3 separate regions of the Homo sapiens genome follow, and all the other regions are linked to region 1. A link is a loop called in an ENCODE intact Hi-C map of the cell type or tissue named here. Cell type or tissue: sigmoid colon. All regions are shown on one strand.

The links. A loop is a pair of places that touch in the nucleus more often than their neighbours do. Peaks named below come from ENCODE experiments on the same cell type or tissue, not always from the same donor. Only the 100,000 strongest peaks of a DNase experiment are listed, where the experiment ranks them.
Region 2: it touches region 1 in a loop (3-fold over the local background); 52 of 110 quality-filtered maps call a loop at or near these places.
Region 3: it touches region 1 in a loop (12-fold over the local background); 10 of 110 quality-filtered maps call a loop at or near these places.

Annotation. Positions count from the first base shown.
Region 1 is chr11:2,530,489-2,535,488 of GRCh38, reverse strand. The region is part of intron 2 of KCNQ1 (potassium voltage-gated channel subfamily Q member 1); the gene reads right to left. Among named protein-coding and RNA genes, the nearest start is that of KCNQ1, 88 kb to the right of the region's middle. RefSeq lists a silencer at 1,767-1,927 and an enhancer at 2,684-2,793. In sigmoid colon, CTCF peaks have their summits at 2,336, 2,538 (motif pointing left), 3,721 and 3,922 (motif pointing right); DNase peaks (open chromatin) are centred at 948, 1,538, 2,538, 3,918 and 1 weaker place; H3K4me3 peaks cover 477 bases; H3K27ac peaks cover 381 bases.
Region 2 is chr11:2,195,081-2,200,080 of GRCh38, reverse strand. No RefSeq gene overlaps it. Among named protein-coding and RNA genes, the nearest start is that of MIR4686, 25 kb to the right of the region's middle. In sigmoid colon, CTCF peaks have their summits at 2,695 and 4,966 (motif pointing right); a DNase peak (open chromatin) is centred at 2,690; H3K27me3 peaks cover 1,124 bases.
Region 3 is chr11:2,776,429-2,781,428 of GRCh38, reverse strand. It overlaps KCNQ1 (potassium voltage-gated channel subfamily Q member 1), which reads right to left. Exons shown (of 16, transcript NM_000218.3): 14 at 4,397-4,443; 15 at 3,392-3,453. Among named protein-coding and RNA genes, the nearest start is that of KCNQ1OT1, 79 kb to the right of the region's middle. In sigmoid colon, a CTCF peak has its summit at 2,098; DNase peaks (open chromatin) are centred at 858, 2,078, 2,588 and 3,098; H3K4me3 peaks cover 864 bases; H3K27ac peaks cover 789 bases.

The DNA of each region.
Region 1 (5,000 bases):
GCTCCGGAGAGCCGGCCAAGTCACTTCTCCTGTCCCCACAGGGCAGTGGCTTCAAGTTCCGCTTGGTGGATTCTGAGCCTTTGTTCTTGGAACTCTTGCCGGGACATCAGGGGTCGACCCTGACCCGGGAGGAGCCTTGGCAGCTGAAGCTGGGTGGCAGCTGAAGTTCAGCCCACCTGGGTGTCCCCAGCTGCCCCAGACAGACACTTGGGCCTACCCTGCTCCACCTGCCCCTGGTCCACTTTCACCTTCGCTACCCTTACCCGCCCAAAGCCTGCAGGCCAGTGTCTAGCGTCCTTTCACCCTGAACAGGCTCCGAGAGCCTCTGTCTCCCTGGGGTGGGCTCCAGGCAGGTCTCAGGACAGATGAGTGAGAAGTTTCTCCTACAGGCTCATGGGGCAGTGACCTGAAGTCTGGCTGGGCAGAGCTGCAGGCCACCCCGTGCCCTGGGGGCTGTGCAGACAGAGGGCCCACATCTGTCAAGTCCTCTGGGCCTAGCTCCAGGGGCTCAGTGCAGACAGGAACCAGGGCTCCAGCCCGCACATACACAGGGCCCTGCAGTGAGGATCCCAGGGGTGCGGAATCTCAGTCCAGCTCTGCCTTTCATGAGCCCATGGGCTGCTTGCACATAGATCCTGGCACACAGTAGGTGCTTAATAAAGATTTGCTGGCTGAACAAATGCAGGCGGAAACAACCCTGCCAGGGAGAAGACGACCGCGTTCTGAAGCCTCAGAGTGGCCTGGGTGGTGGGGACCGGTCTTAGCTGGGTAGCTCCCAAGTGACAGGGACAAAAAGGCAAGTGAGCCCACAGGCCCACAGAGGGACACAACTCTTCCCAGAGCACCCTGCAGCCCTGAGGAGGGAGTGGGTACCCCCGTCCCTGGGCAACCAGTCTAGTGGGGAGTTGCCCCCGAAGCAAGTGTGCAGGACGGGGCTTCGTCAGACCCATAGGAGCTCACCAGGCAGGGCGAGGCAGGCAGGGAGGAAGACAACCCTCAGCGGGCGGCAGCTGCAGAGGGAGTCAGACCTCGGGGTGGGTGGAGGAAAATCCTGAGTCACCCACTGGTTCCCCAACCTGGGCAAAGGTGCCTTTGCTCTGCGTCTTTTCCCGGCAGCGGCAGAAATGGTGCTGCGGGAAACCGCCCCAGGCCGTGCGCAGAGCAGGCTCCTCATCAGAGCAGCTGCGGGTCCCAGGTGAAAAACACCAGGTGAGGACCTGCGGGCCTGCGGGCGCCCTGAGCAAGTGGAGGCCAGGGCGCTGAGGACAGGACCCGACCTTGTTCCACAGAGAGGGCCGCCCAGGGCCGTCACGGAGGCCCAGAGACTCCCTACAGGGTCTCACTTTGCTGCTGGGAGGGAAACTGAGGCCTTGCTCTGAGCTGGGAGGGAAACTGAGGCCTCGCTGTGTGCTGAAGGCGCAGCAGAAACCCAGGCAGTGGAGGCTGCAGCTGGCGGGAGGGGTGGGCCACCGGGCGGGGCGGAGGGAGCCTCAGCAGAGGGGAGGAAGCCGCAGCGATGACCTCATCCCCTAGGCCTCCGGGGCCGCAGCTCACGGGGTTTTTTAACCACAGGCATTGCAGGACAATTCCCTGGTATGTTCACCACCAAAGGCGCGGACTAGCCGTGTTTGTGTTGTGCTTTTGAGTGCCTCTCTCTTTGTGTGGAGTTTGACAAAAGCTGTGATCCTGGAGACAAAAGCCAGGCCCTCACCTGGGCCAGGGCAGGGTCTCTTACTGCAGAGAGCAGGGGGCCAGTTTCTAGCAGCAGCTGGCTTCGGCAAGAAACAGGAGAGCCACCCAAACCGGGAACTCCTTCCCAGGCAAGAACACGCAAAGCACACACACGTCAGACACACGTGTGCACACACACACCAGGCATATGTGTACGCATGTGCGCACGGAGCTACCCACAGGCACGCACACGTACACTGAGTGCACACATGCACACGTGTGCCACTTCCACAGACATGGGTACACAGACGTGCACATGCACGTACGTACACACGTGCACACACAGCCCCCTCTGAATTCAGAAGCCAGGTTGGGGCCCTCTTTGCAGCCCAGGAAGTGGCTCTCCTCCCTGGGAGGCCTTGAGGAAATCTCCCTGCCCAGCAGATTTCCGACGTGGTGTTCACGTGGTGTTCACGGTGCCGGCCGGACCCCAGCCGAGACCAGATTCCTCCCGAAATGGCTTTTTCAGGCCCACCGCATATCCCTGGTTCAGCAGAATGCCTAATCCCTCCGAGGCCGCGCTGGGGTTTCCTTAGCAGTGCTGAGATAACAGCTTTCTGGCACTGCAAAGCTGGGCGTACGAAAAGAAACGAGAAAACAGGGGCTCCCTGGGAACACATCGCTTTGATCCATTTTTTCCCCCAACATTTAAACATCGTGCTCTCGGAATCCCTCATGCGGGTCCTGCACCCGCCCGGCCCCTCCTGGGTTCCCCAAGGCTGTGGTTTGGGCTCCCCGCGCTCAGCACTCCTTGGCGGGTGCCAGCAGCTCCTGAGTTGCATGTAGCACGAGCGCCCTCTGGCGTCTACAGGCCTTCCCGCCGCCTGGCCCCAAGGGCTGCAAACACCTTTGCTTCTCGTACCTCCCCGAAGCGCCCCCAACCGTCCTTCCTGCAACCCTGCACAGCCTCCCTCTGCTGGAATCAAGAACCCAACAGCCGTCCTCACTCCTCCAGGCCTGAAGCCTCGGGAACCTGCTGTCAGGTGACTTCTGCCTGTGCTCTGATCCCCACAGCCCTGTGCCTGCTGTCCGCTGGAAGCTGTGAGCCCTGGGAGGGGTCCCTGCCTGCCCCGCCAGCACCAGCTTACCTCCTTCTCACTGTGCCCCTCCCACCTGAGCGCCCCCTCCTCCAAGCAAGTGGTCACTGTCTCCCCACCCAGAGCCCACGCCTCAGTCTCGGCCCTGATGTGTCTGTACATCCGCCTGTCAAGGCCAGGCCCACGGCTGCCTCACTCTCTGCTGTGTCCCCAACGTGCCCCCACCATGGCCATGACTGAGTGACAGCTGGACCCTCAAATCCCCTTGAAGGATTTGTTTCCACGCGGCCAGTGCTTCGAGAGACTGCTGGGAAGTGTGGCAAGGCGAGTGGGAGGGTGTCTCCATCACGCAGGGGCAGCTGAAGCCGGGAGCACATACCAAGCTGGGTCATCCTCGCTGGGCAACTCTGGCCTATGCATTTGATGCAGGGAGGGACATGCACGGCCAGGAAGCGCCATGCAGAGCTTGTGGGGTTAGCGCAGCCACGGGGTCCCACCCTCAGGGAGTGTGGAATGGCCTGAGGCAGACAGATGCTTGTGAGCCTCCCAGAGCCCCATGAACCCAGAACAGGGCAGGTCGGCGGGGATGGTGTGCAGGATAGTGCCAAGCAGAGGCCTGAAACCTGACAAGAGGCTGAGTGCTGACACTCCCGAGGACAGCCAGGTCCAGAGAAGAGGGCTTGCAAAGGCCCTGGGGCAGCCAGGAATGTCCAAGGCTTGGCCTGGAGTGAGTGAGCCCAGGCTGGGTGAGGTGGGGTGGGTAGTGTTACAGGTGATGGGCCTGAACGTGGCACCACCTTGGGGAATGTAGCCTAAACGTCACAGGGAGCTTCTGGAATGATCAGGTTTTTGTCTTAGAAAGTCCTCCCCAGCTGCTGTTTGCAGGGTTGCCTGGTGAGACGCAAGGTGTGGCAGGGAGGCAGCTGGCATGACAGATAAAGGGACAAGGGAGGCGGCCAGGGTCTCTCTGCCTTCCAAGCAGTGGAAAAGGCAGAGGGGACTGCAAGGGGGACTACAGCAGAAAGGGGGCTCTATGCTTGGGGCCACGGGCTGCTTCTCTGCCATGCCACCCCGGAGGAGAGGGAGCTGCAGGGCAGTGAAAGGGCCGGTTCCTGCTGACCAGGGGTTTGTGGCCACAGTTCAGCAAATAGCCACCAGGTGGCGCACAGACCCCAGGGATGCGCAGACAGTGGGCAGGGCTGCTGGGATGAGGACCATCTTGGAGGCTTCCCTGGGGGCACAGCTCAGCACTGTGTAGGGTCTGCCCTCCTGCCTGGGCAGGGCTGCATCCTAGGGAGCAACCCTACCTGGTCTGCTCCATGCCCCTGTCCCCTGCCTGGTTTAGATGCCGCATGGGGGCCTTGGGGTGCTGCTGGTGATTCTAGGGCTGCAGACGGGCACATGAAGCCCAGGGCACGTCTAATTCTCGAGCTGCAGACGGGCATGTGGAGCCCAGGGCACGTCTAATTCTCGAGCTGCAGACGGGCATGTGGAGCCCAGGGCACGTCTAATTCTCGAGCTGCAGACGGGCATGTGGAGCCCAGGGCACGTCTGAAGGTCCCTGCAGGTCCAGCCTGGGTGCAGGCTTCTCCAGGCTTCGCCCTCCCAGCTGCCTGGGAGATAACCACCTAGGAAGTGAGGACCTGAACTTGGACGCTGTGGTGCTGACAGACAGCCCTGGCTGGGCAGGAGCACCTGGGTGGGCTCACGTTAGCACCGGGGCTCCATTTAAAACCAGGCAAGTCCCAGGCCACCTGGGGGCGAGGGGCTAACCACCTAGATCCAGGTTAGTACGTGAGGGATGGGACAGGCAGGATCTCACGTCTCACACACAGCACAGGCATGAACACACGTACATACACATAGGTACACACACGCAGCGACACATAGCTATACATAAATACACACAACACAGCCATGCATAAACATACAATACATGCTCACAGGCGCACACTACAATGTGCCTATATGTGGCCACATTCACACATGTACACGCTCAGATACACATGTGCACACATGTACACACATTGAAACAGAGCCAAACATGCGTGAAAGTCCCCACGTGCTCATGTGTATGCACACTTACATAATACTCAGATACAGATGCACACTTAAGCACACAGCTCACCCATAAACACGCACATGCGTGTACACATTCCCGTGCATGTGGGCACTCACATACACACATGTACACACACCTGCAGAGGTACAAAGGGCCTCACACGGAGACTC
Region 2 (5,000 bases), 340 kb after region 1:
CAGGTGGAACGGCCATCCAGTGCTCACCGGTGTGCCCGGGTAGGTGCCAGGGTGGAGGATGGGCTGGGACACGGGTGGGGAGGGGGATCTGGCCTGCCTTAGGATGCAGACTTAGGCCTCTCGGAGGAGCCCCGGTCCTATCCAGCTCAGGAAGGGGGCTGCTGGGCTGAAACAAGCAACTGGGGAGTCTGGGGACCCAGAAACACCTTGGGGCTCTGGGCTCACACCCTGCTAGCTGCAGGGCTGGCCCCGTGAGCCATCAGAGGAGCCAACAGCGCACCTGCGCTGAACGCTGCACCATGAGCTGACCCCGGGCCCCTGCCACCCTGCCGGCCATACCACATTCAGAGTGGGGCAGCATGCAGTAGGCGCTTATAAAGGCCTCGGCCAGAGTGGCCCAGCAACAAGTCTGCAGCAGGGCAGTCATGGGATGGGCCCCAGCTGTGGCCTGGGGGTTCTGTCCAGGGCCCACTGCAGCAACGGGCTGCTCCTGGAGGTGGGGCATTCTCTGTGCTCAGCCTCAGAGGTCCCTGGTGGATGCCAGGTCACCTGACTGTCCAAAAGTTCCAGCAAAAGGGCCCCTGTCTTGGGAAGGCCCAGGCTGAGGAGGGGAGGATGGCCCGACCTTAGGGGACATAGTCAGAGACTATGCTTTCAAGCCTCCATGGCCTCCCTTGCACGGCAGAGAAGTGGGTATAGAAAGTATGGTCAGGGAGCCCAGTGGAGACGGAGCTGGCCAGCCAGGAAGGACCTAGGTATTCTGGGCAGGAGGGTGAGAAGGGCTCCCTCCTCCAGGCCTGCCCAGGCCGCCTCCTGCTCCAGGCTCCGCTAGCTGCCCCGGGCTCCGCTAGCTGCCCTGTTCCCCGCACCACCACGTCCCCTCACGCCTGCGGCAGGGAAACAGGAGATGCTGTGGTTTTGTGACGTCTGCCCTCATGTCCCCAGCTGGAGGCCCTCTGCGGGTCAGCCTGTCTGACTCTCACCCACTCCTGGTTGTCCCTGTCTGCAGGTGCTGGCTGTGCTGGACAAAGGGCTGTGCCTTGGCTGGCAGTCCTCTAGGCCATTGGTCTGTGGCTGTCTGTCTGTGGTGGTCAACCTGCCCAGGGCAGACAGTGAGCTATGCCAGCCAGGCCCTGGCTCCCACTGCTCAGCTCAGAAGGTCCGGGGCTAGGTATGTCTGTGAGGGCTGTGCTGTGCCGACTTCGGACACCCAGGCGCGAGACCCTGCAGGCACAGGTGACTTTTGGTGCTGGAACAGTTGTATTCCCAGCCAGTAGCCAGGCCTAGCGCTAGTTAAAGGAGGGATGCTGGCCCTGTGGAGGCGAGAGGCCCAGCACCAGGTGGCCTCGTCTTGCTGTCCACCAGAACTGGGACGACATGGGGCTGGGCTGGCCTGTGAATGACCACATGGCAGGCCCAGCTCCTAGTTCTGTGGAGCAGGGGCCACGACCCCTTCCCTGCCAGTGGCTGTGAGGACAGGATCCTGGAGGGGGAAGGGATGCACCCGACATCCCTGGGGTGGGTTTTGAGGAGGAGCCCTCCTGATCCCAGGTGAAGATACTGGCCAGGCCTGGTCCCTGGACAGCCCCTAGAAAGGTGCCGCCTGCCAGGTCTCTGGGTCCTTGAGGTGGGCTCAAGGCCACCTCAGCAGACGACTCATGCCATGTCCCCACCCCGACGTGCATGCCAAGTCCAGTGACTGTGGGGACTCCAGGGGCCCCCACTGGCCCCCTCCTCTGTCCCCTGAGCTGGGCTTTGCCCTGGGAGAAAGGAAGCAGCGAGGTCCTGAGTGGGATGGCACAGGGCACGTGGGGTGTGGGTGATGGAGGACGTTGAGCTGGGTGGGGAGGGGTGGGGCATGTGTGCGGCCTGGCCATGTGGATCCTCCCAGGGGAGCTGAAGCCCAGGGGCCAAGATGCCCCGGCAGTTGGTGCCTGGTTAGGGAGCTGGGGTTGCGGACCGGCCCCCGTTTGTCACTTGCTGGCCTCTCCCCTGCTACCCTGCAGGCTGGGCTGTGGTGCCACACGGTGGTCTCTTTCTGGGCTGGGGTGTGATTCTTTCCTTTCTCCTGTGGTGTAAGAGTGCACAGCTGTGCAGGAGGCCGCCGAGGGCGTGTGTGTGACTGTGTGTGCTGCGCGTAGGGCCGTGTGTGCTGGCATCTGCGCACGCGTGTTTGCAGGGCCCGCAAGTGTGTGTGTGCATGTGTGGTGTGTGGCATGCGACGTGCCTGTAGAGAAAGTGTGTCTGGGGGCCCCACGTCCTCAGGCCTGGCGCCCATTGACCCCCGTTAAGCCCAAGCCCCATGGCTAGATTGTAGGCGGGACTGAGTTGCTTCGGAGACCTCTGCACTCGACTGTGGGAGTCTTATGGGGGCCTCCTGGGACGTGAGCAACCCCTGCCCTGCCTGGCAGTGTCAGCACCTCGGGCGGCCCACGCCTGGCCCCGCCACCCTTCCCCTGCCCCACTCCTGTGGCAGTCACGGTTGAGCCGCACCTCCTGCGGTCCTGTCCCTCCCTCGGGGTCCTGGGGACCAGCCTGGTTCCCTGAGAGCAATCTGATGGAGACCCCCTGAGTCCCACCCCAGCTCCCCTTTCCTGACCCCTTCCCAGCCCCTCTCCTCCTTGAGGAACCAGCACCCTCCTCCTGCAGCCCGGCCACCTGGACATGGGACGAGGGCCCCACCGTGTGGCCACCTGGACACCCTGCAGGGCGGCTCCTCGGCCTGACTTCTGCCTTCAGCACCCAGGGCTCCTCCTCCTCTCCGACTGTACATGTGAGATGGGAGACAGAGACACGGGGACGGGGACACAGAGACAGGGAGACAGAGATGCAGAGAGATGGAGGCGGGGAGACAGAGACGCAGAGAGACAGAGACAGAGAGACAGGGAGACAGAGACACAGAGAGACAGAGATGAGGAGACAGAGGCGCAGAGACAGGGACACAGAGATGGGGAGACAGAGATGCAGAGAGACAGAAGAGAGATGGAGGTGGGGAGACAGAGATGCAGAGATGGAGACAGAGACAGGGAGACAGAGACACAGAGAGACAAAGACAGGGAGACAGAGACACAGAGAGACAGAGAGATGGAGAAGGGGAGACAGAGACATAGAGATGAAGACAGAGATGAGGAGACAGAGACACAGAGACAAGGACACAGAGATGGGGAGACAGAGATGCAGAGAGACAGAAGAGAGATGGAGGCGGGGAGACAGAGACACAGAGATGGAGACAGAGAGACAGAAACAGAGAGACAGGGAGACAGAGACACAGAGAGACAGAGGGATGGAGACGGGGAGACAGAGACGCGGAGACGAAGACAGAGATGAGGAGACAGAGACGCAGGGAGACAGAAGAGAGATGGAGGCGGGGAGACAGAGATGCAGAGATGGAGACAGAGACGGGGAGACAGAGACACAGGGAGACAAAGACAGAGAGACAGGGAGACAGAGGGAAGGAGACGGGGAGACAGAGGCACAGAGATGAAGACAGAGACAAGCAGACGGAGATGCAGAGACAGGGACACAGACACGGGGAGATAGACAGACAGAAACAGAGAGACGGGGGAACAGAGACGCAGAGACAGGGAGACACAGATGGGGAGACAGAGATGCAGAAATGGAGAAAGAGATGGAGATACAAAGACAGAATTAGAGAGAGACAGAGATGGGAAGAGAAACAGAGACAGAGACAGAAGCAGAGAAATAGAGACGCAAAGATAGAGACAGATGGGGAAGAGACAGATAGAGATGGAGACAGACAGACAGAGACACAGATAGAGATAGACAGAGATGGGGAGAGAGGCAGGTAGAGACAGAGGCAAACAGAGAAACAGAGACTGATGAGGCCACACACCCATCCTTCTGTTCACCTCAAACCCTCTACCCCTCTCCCTGCTACAGATGGAGACCCCCATGACCTGTGTGGTCCAGAACCCAGGTCTTCACCTCCCCCCAGTGTTCCTGGGCCCACCGGTTTCTCGAGGATAATAGTGAGCATGGCGGTGGCTGGAGCCCAGAGCCAGCTGGGCCACAGCACAGCCCAGGGACGGCCCACCCTCTACCAGGCCAGATTCAGCCCCCTGATGCCAAGACCCCAGATCCAGCCCAGGCCCAAGCTGACCCCTGCCACATCTGCCCCTGTGAGTGGTGCCCACGAGATCTGATGCCCTGACTCACAGGCAGGGGTGGGCACCGGCCCCCCATCTTGGCAGGCCAGGACGCCCTCCTCCCAAGATGCCTCTTCCTCAAGGAGGTGGAAGCAGCCTGGCTCCCCTAGTCTGAAGGCCTGGGCCCCGCTGCCACTCACTGTCCACAGGCTTCCGTTTTCCCACCTGTGGAATGGGGGTGATGGAAATACAGCCCCAGGGCGTCGTGGTGCTGCACAAATTTGCGAGGCCACCAGTGCCCTGCAAAGCTGGGGGGTGCCCCATTGCGAATACCTCAGCGCAACCCTCCCCGGGGGCGGGAAGCGGGGAGCAGCCTTGCTCAGGGCTGGGGTCTGAACTTGGAGCCGCGTGGCCCCCCAGAACAAGCCAGGGCCTGACTGCATGAGTGCTCACTGCATGGCCGGTTTGCTAAGGGTGGGCTGGCCAATTCAGAAGGGAGGAAAGAGCCCTTGGTGGGAGTCAGTGAGGGGCAGAGGTCCTCTCAGGCCTCCAGAGACCTTTCGAGAAGCCCCCTGCTCCTACCTGGGTGTCTGGGAGCTGTGTGGAAGTGTCCCTAGAAAATTCTACCCCTGACTGACCATGTCAGGGACTTGGGGAGCCCAGAGGCATCTGGGAAATTGGGGCCCATGGGCACCCACCTTCAGTGCACCCGATGCCAGCTGGCCCGGGGGCCCCTGAGGTGCCCACAAATGTCCCCACAGACTGCCCTGTCAGGTTTGCCTGCCAGGCCCCTCCCCGGGCAGGGAGGGGGCTTTGTGGACCCCCAGCCTCTTTCCGGCACAGGCGGCCGGGAGCGAGGTTATGCCGCAGATGGCCGCAAGGGGGTGCCAGCCT
Region 3 (5,000 bases), 250 kb before region 1:
CCCCAGCCTGCCCCTGGCCTCAACCCTCCTCAGCCTCTCCATACGGACTTTGGGTGATATGAAACCCCTCCTTGCTCTCTCTACCTCATCTCCCACCCCTGTCTGTGTCCTCCTTGGGACCAGCTCTTCACCTAACTAGCTGTGTGACCTCAGGCGACCACTCAGCCTCTCTGAGCCTCGGTTTCCCCATCTGTAAAAGAGGATTTATGTGGGCATTTGAGCAAATAAGAGTCCTCTCCAGGATAAAGAAGACAATAATCTAAGATGAAAACAGAAAGGGCATGAGGCAGCTTTTGTGACTTTTGACCCTAAGGACACAAGCAGGAGTCAAACCCTCTCATTTGACAGGGGAGGGAGGCCCGCAGGAAGTAGACTCGCTGTGAGGAGGCCCCTGGATCTGCGGGTGTGGGTGGGTTTCTGCTCTCCACACCCTGGAGTGAGGCAGAACCTAAGCCACCAGGACAGGCACAGGGGTGGAAGGGATCCCTGGAATGGGGACGTCCTGCAAGGTAGTTGGGAGGTCTGTGTTGGAGCAGACACTGCACTGTCAAGCAAGAGTTTTGACGAGCCCGCAGGACTGTGACGAGAAGGGAGACCCCCAGACCCCTCTCTCCAATGTGGGTCCCTGGCCAGGACACCAAGGAAGAAGAGGGCTCCCTGCCAGGGAAACTGAGGCAGCCCTGAACAAGCTCAGCTGGCCTGCACTGGTGAACTCCCTGCAGGGGGACACTCTAGGCCTCCCTGGAGGGGTGCCAGCCAGCTGTGCATCCCGGAGACCTCTCATCCTATGGCTAGGCAAGCTGGCCTGGGGTGGGACTCACTGCACAGCCCAGCTGAGGGGCTGAGCTGAGCTGAGAAAACAGTTGGAGGCTGGGGCCTTGACTCCCTTCCGGCAGGCAGCCAGACCAGCGGGATGAGGTGGGGGAGGGTGCTGGTAGGGAAGGCCAGGGGCTCTGGCTGGGGTTGGCAGGGCCGGCGGGCATTGGCACCGCTGCACGCCTGCTGGGCCTCCGAGGGCCGGGCGGCTGCTGGATTTCCTGCCCCTACTTCCCGAAGTCAGCAGGATTGCGCTTGGGGTATTTACGGTCCCGATGGCTGCACTGATAACGGAGAAAACTCGAGCCAGGCTGTGCCACCAAGCCCTCCAGGCCCAGCCAGGCCCTTTCCTAGGGTCTGTCCCTGAGGGGTGCACCAGTCAGTGGCAGGGCAAGGACCGGGTAGGCTACCACCTACCCACCTAGGTCAGCACAGCTCTGTCAACTCCTTGATGGGCAGCCAGGTTCCAGGTAGACCCCTCAGCGGGGCTGAGATTTAGTGTCGACTGTGGGTGCCACTCACCACCTCAGAGACCCCAGGCAGAGGACTCGAATGTAATGGCAGGGAGCCAGGGCCCACCAGGGCTGTGCATGCAGAATCTACCAGAATCCTCGTGGCCCCGGCTCAGAGCCTGACAGGGCACCAGGATGTGGCCCCAGCCTTGTTCTTAAACCTTGCCCTAGGGATCAGGGACTCCGGAAAATGCTTCCCTTTGTTGCTCAGATGTGAAGAAATTGGGTGCATAATTTTGTGCCTTCAAGGCCAGCGCTGGCCCCTCTGCAGGCCCCCACACCGACCTTGGCTGACTGAGGACTGTGTCCTTGTTCCCAGGCCCCAGCAGGCTGCTGGACGGCTGCTGTGCACGTCAGGAAGGGGCCATTGCACTTCAGGAGGCCCTGTCTGCCACCCACCATCACCCCCGCAGGATGCCAGACTCCAGGTCTGGGCTTAGAGGGTGGCCTGTCCCATGGAGCAGGGGCAGAGCCGTAAGAAAGGTCTGGGACAGTAGTGTAGGCAATGGAACCAGAGCTTGGCAGGGAGTGGCGGGGAAAGGCGGGGGCTGTCCCCAGCCTGTGCTGTCCAGAAAGGGCCACCGACACTCCTGCACGTCAGGGATGTTCACGCCCCGCCTGCCTGGCTGCAGCCGAGATGGAAGCAGGAGTGGAGGCTGGGGAACTGGGTGCCACTCCCTGTCTCTACCACGGCTTTCCTTGATGTCTAGAAACTCCTGGCCATGCCAACAACACAGGGTACCCGGCCCTGCTGTACTGGGTGTGCCAGCCAGGAGTCACCCAGCCCTTGCGCAAAGAGAAAGCCAGGGAAACACCGTGTTCCCCGGGCAGCAGAGAGGCCAAGGCTTCTGGGCCTCTGAGCTTGCCAATCCTGTGAGCTGACCTCTCCCGGGTCTTGCTTCCTGTCCTGCCAGATGGGCGCTATCTCCCACTGGGCCATCTGCCTGGCAAAGGTCTGCACCAGCCCTGCTCAGGTCTGTGCTGACAGAGGGTGGCCAGGCCCATGGGACTCAGGGTACTGTGGTCACACAGCCCCATGGGGCCAGGCACCTGAACACCAGCCTTCGCTCTTTCTGCATGACCCAATTTGCTGGTCTCAGGGCCCCACGGCCGCCCCAGGCCATGGGCAGATGGTGCCAGGTGGGGAGAGGGTGACGCTGCAGGTCCTGGGGGCCAGGACGGGTGGGGCAGGAGCAGGAGCCTGGGCCGGGCTGTGCCTGCCCCGCCTGCCCGGCTGCAGCCGAGATGGAAGCAGGCCAGAGCCAGGCGTTGCCAGGGAAACCGGGCGGCAGACGCACTCCCTGCCCAACTGAAACTCCTCTATTTTTAGCCTCTCAGCTACTTTCAGATAAAGTCCATGTAGACGGACTTGCTGTTCGGCAAGATAACAGCCCGCTTCAAACCACAGAGACTTCAAAGGGCAGTGGTGGGCTCAGCCATGGGCCCGAGAAAGGCCCTCCCACCGCCCAGATCCCCCGGCAGCTCCCAGGGTGCCTGGGGGAGAGGCTCCGGCCTGAGGGACCGAGTGATGGGCACAGAGCCTGGTGGGGAGTGGGGGCCTGGTGGGTTCGGGGTGAACAGAAGATGCCTCTCTTCCCATGAACCCATCCCAGCTGGGCCCTGCACCTCCCTGAGCCCTCGGCCGGCCCCAAGTGGAGGCCCCAGACAGCTGGGCCCAGGAGAAGGCTGGGATGTGAGGCCAGCTTCTGCCACCCTCCACTCAGGACACAGCCAGGAGGCTCGCAGAGCACAAAGCAGACTACGAGAGGCAGCGGGAAAGAGCTGGGGGGAGGGGGCACTTGGTGCCACCTGCCAGTAAAGACGCCACTTGTCAGAGGATGAGAAACCAGCCTGGCCTGGCTCCTTCCATGGGGGACCAATGCCCCGCCAGGTGGGCAGTGGGCCTGGGCCCCTCTTGGGAGTTGCTGGGCAGGCTGCAGTAGGCACTGGCGGGAAGGTGGGGAGGCCTGCAGGAGCTTCACGTTCACACGCAGACCACAGGGAGGTGCCTGCTGGCCCCAGGACGCTAACCAGAACCACCGCAGGCCGGCGCGTGAGCCTACCTTGTCTTCTACTCGGTTCAGGCGGGCGCCGATCGTGTTGCTGCCGCGATCCTTGCTCTTTTCTATGGGGGATAAAACACCCAAATCAGGGCCAAGTGCTGGGGTGGGCCGGGGACCCCAGCTGGGCTTGGGAAGTGGGGTGGTAGGGCTGGGGGAGGTAGCTGAGAGTCAAAATGCCTAAACCTACTAGGACATTTTTAAAAAGCATGCTATGACAAAAATACCAGGGGTGGTACGGTGGCCGGGCATGGCTGCAGCTGGGGACCTGGGCTCCATCCTGCTCCACGCTCTCCACCTCTGACCTCTGAGAGCCCTAGGGGGCTGCCTAAGCTGGCCACACTGCCAGCTGTGCAAGCCCATGCCATTCCACTCCCAGGGCGACACAGGCCTGACTCCAGGCTGGGGGCACAGCCATTCCGCTGCTCCGTTACACCAGCCCACACTATGAGCCGTGGCTGCTGTTTGCATCTGGGCTAGGGAAACCCCAGGGAATGTGCCTTTTCCCTGTCATTCCCCGGAATGACTCACAGCCCCGTGTCCAGGGGACCCAAGGAATTTGGTCAAGGAGCCAGAAAACCAGCCCCCAGGCTGCAGCCAGGTGCTTCTGTCCCTCTCAACTTGAGCCCTGCAAGGCCCCCACCCATAGTCTCTTGAATTCTGGGCTGGCAGCTCACCCCACCCAAACCCCACCCCAGGATCACCCCCTTCTGCAAAGTTGCCCTGGGTTCATGTTTCCACACCTAGAGCCTAACCTCAACGCCCTGGAATTTAAAGGGACCCAGGTAGGTTCTTATGAAACCTGAATATTCCTTTGTAAAATGTACTTTGGAGCCACTTTGCTAAGGGTGGGGTCTACCTCCCCTTACTCCCTGGCTTTCATTTCATGTCATGCACTTTGGAGGTGCAATGGCCCATTCTGACATCATGGGGAGAGCCAGGAGGGCAGAGGTGCGGGAGAGTCCATTGCAGGCTGCTGGGCCCAGAGTAACTGACACAGAAACCCACCTGAGACGGAGATGAACAGTGAGGGCTTCCCAATGGACTGGTCCAGCCTGGAGAGAAGGACACAGACACCAGTTCACACCTGGCCCTGGCACTGCGCAGATGCACTGTCGTCTGTGGGACAGACAGCTTGACGTGCCCGGCAAGACAGTGGACTGTCCACCCACTCTGGGGACACCCCCGACCCTAAGGCCTGCCAGGTCACTCCCAACCCCCCAGAGGGCCATGCTCCCGAGGGGGCTGAGCAGGGATCTCGGAAAGGGGGAGTCGGTGGGCTGCCTCTCAGACTTCCTCCCTGGGGGTAGGAGTGGGAGGCAGTGGATCAGCCATGGGCAAGGCAGCCTGACCCCTCGCCTGTGGCCAGGATGGACACGGGCTCCCAGCCATGCCCTGTAACACACGGAGCTAGTTCCCAGGCGAGCCCATCTCGGAGGCACAGCTGCTCTGAGTCTGTGCAGGCCCGGGAGGATGGTGCTAGCTCCATGGGAACACATTAGCTCCCCACAGTCAGGGTCTCCAGCTCCAGGCCAGTCTGGGGGAGACCCGTGCGGTGGGGCCTGGCACCAGGCAGTGTCTTCCCAGGGCTGGGCCTGGCCCCTTGCTCAGA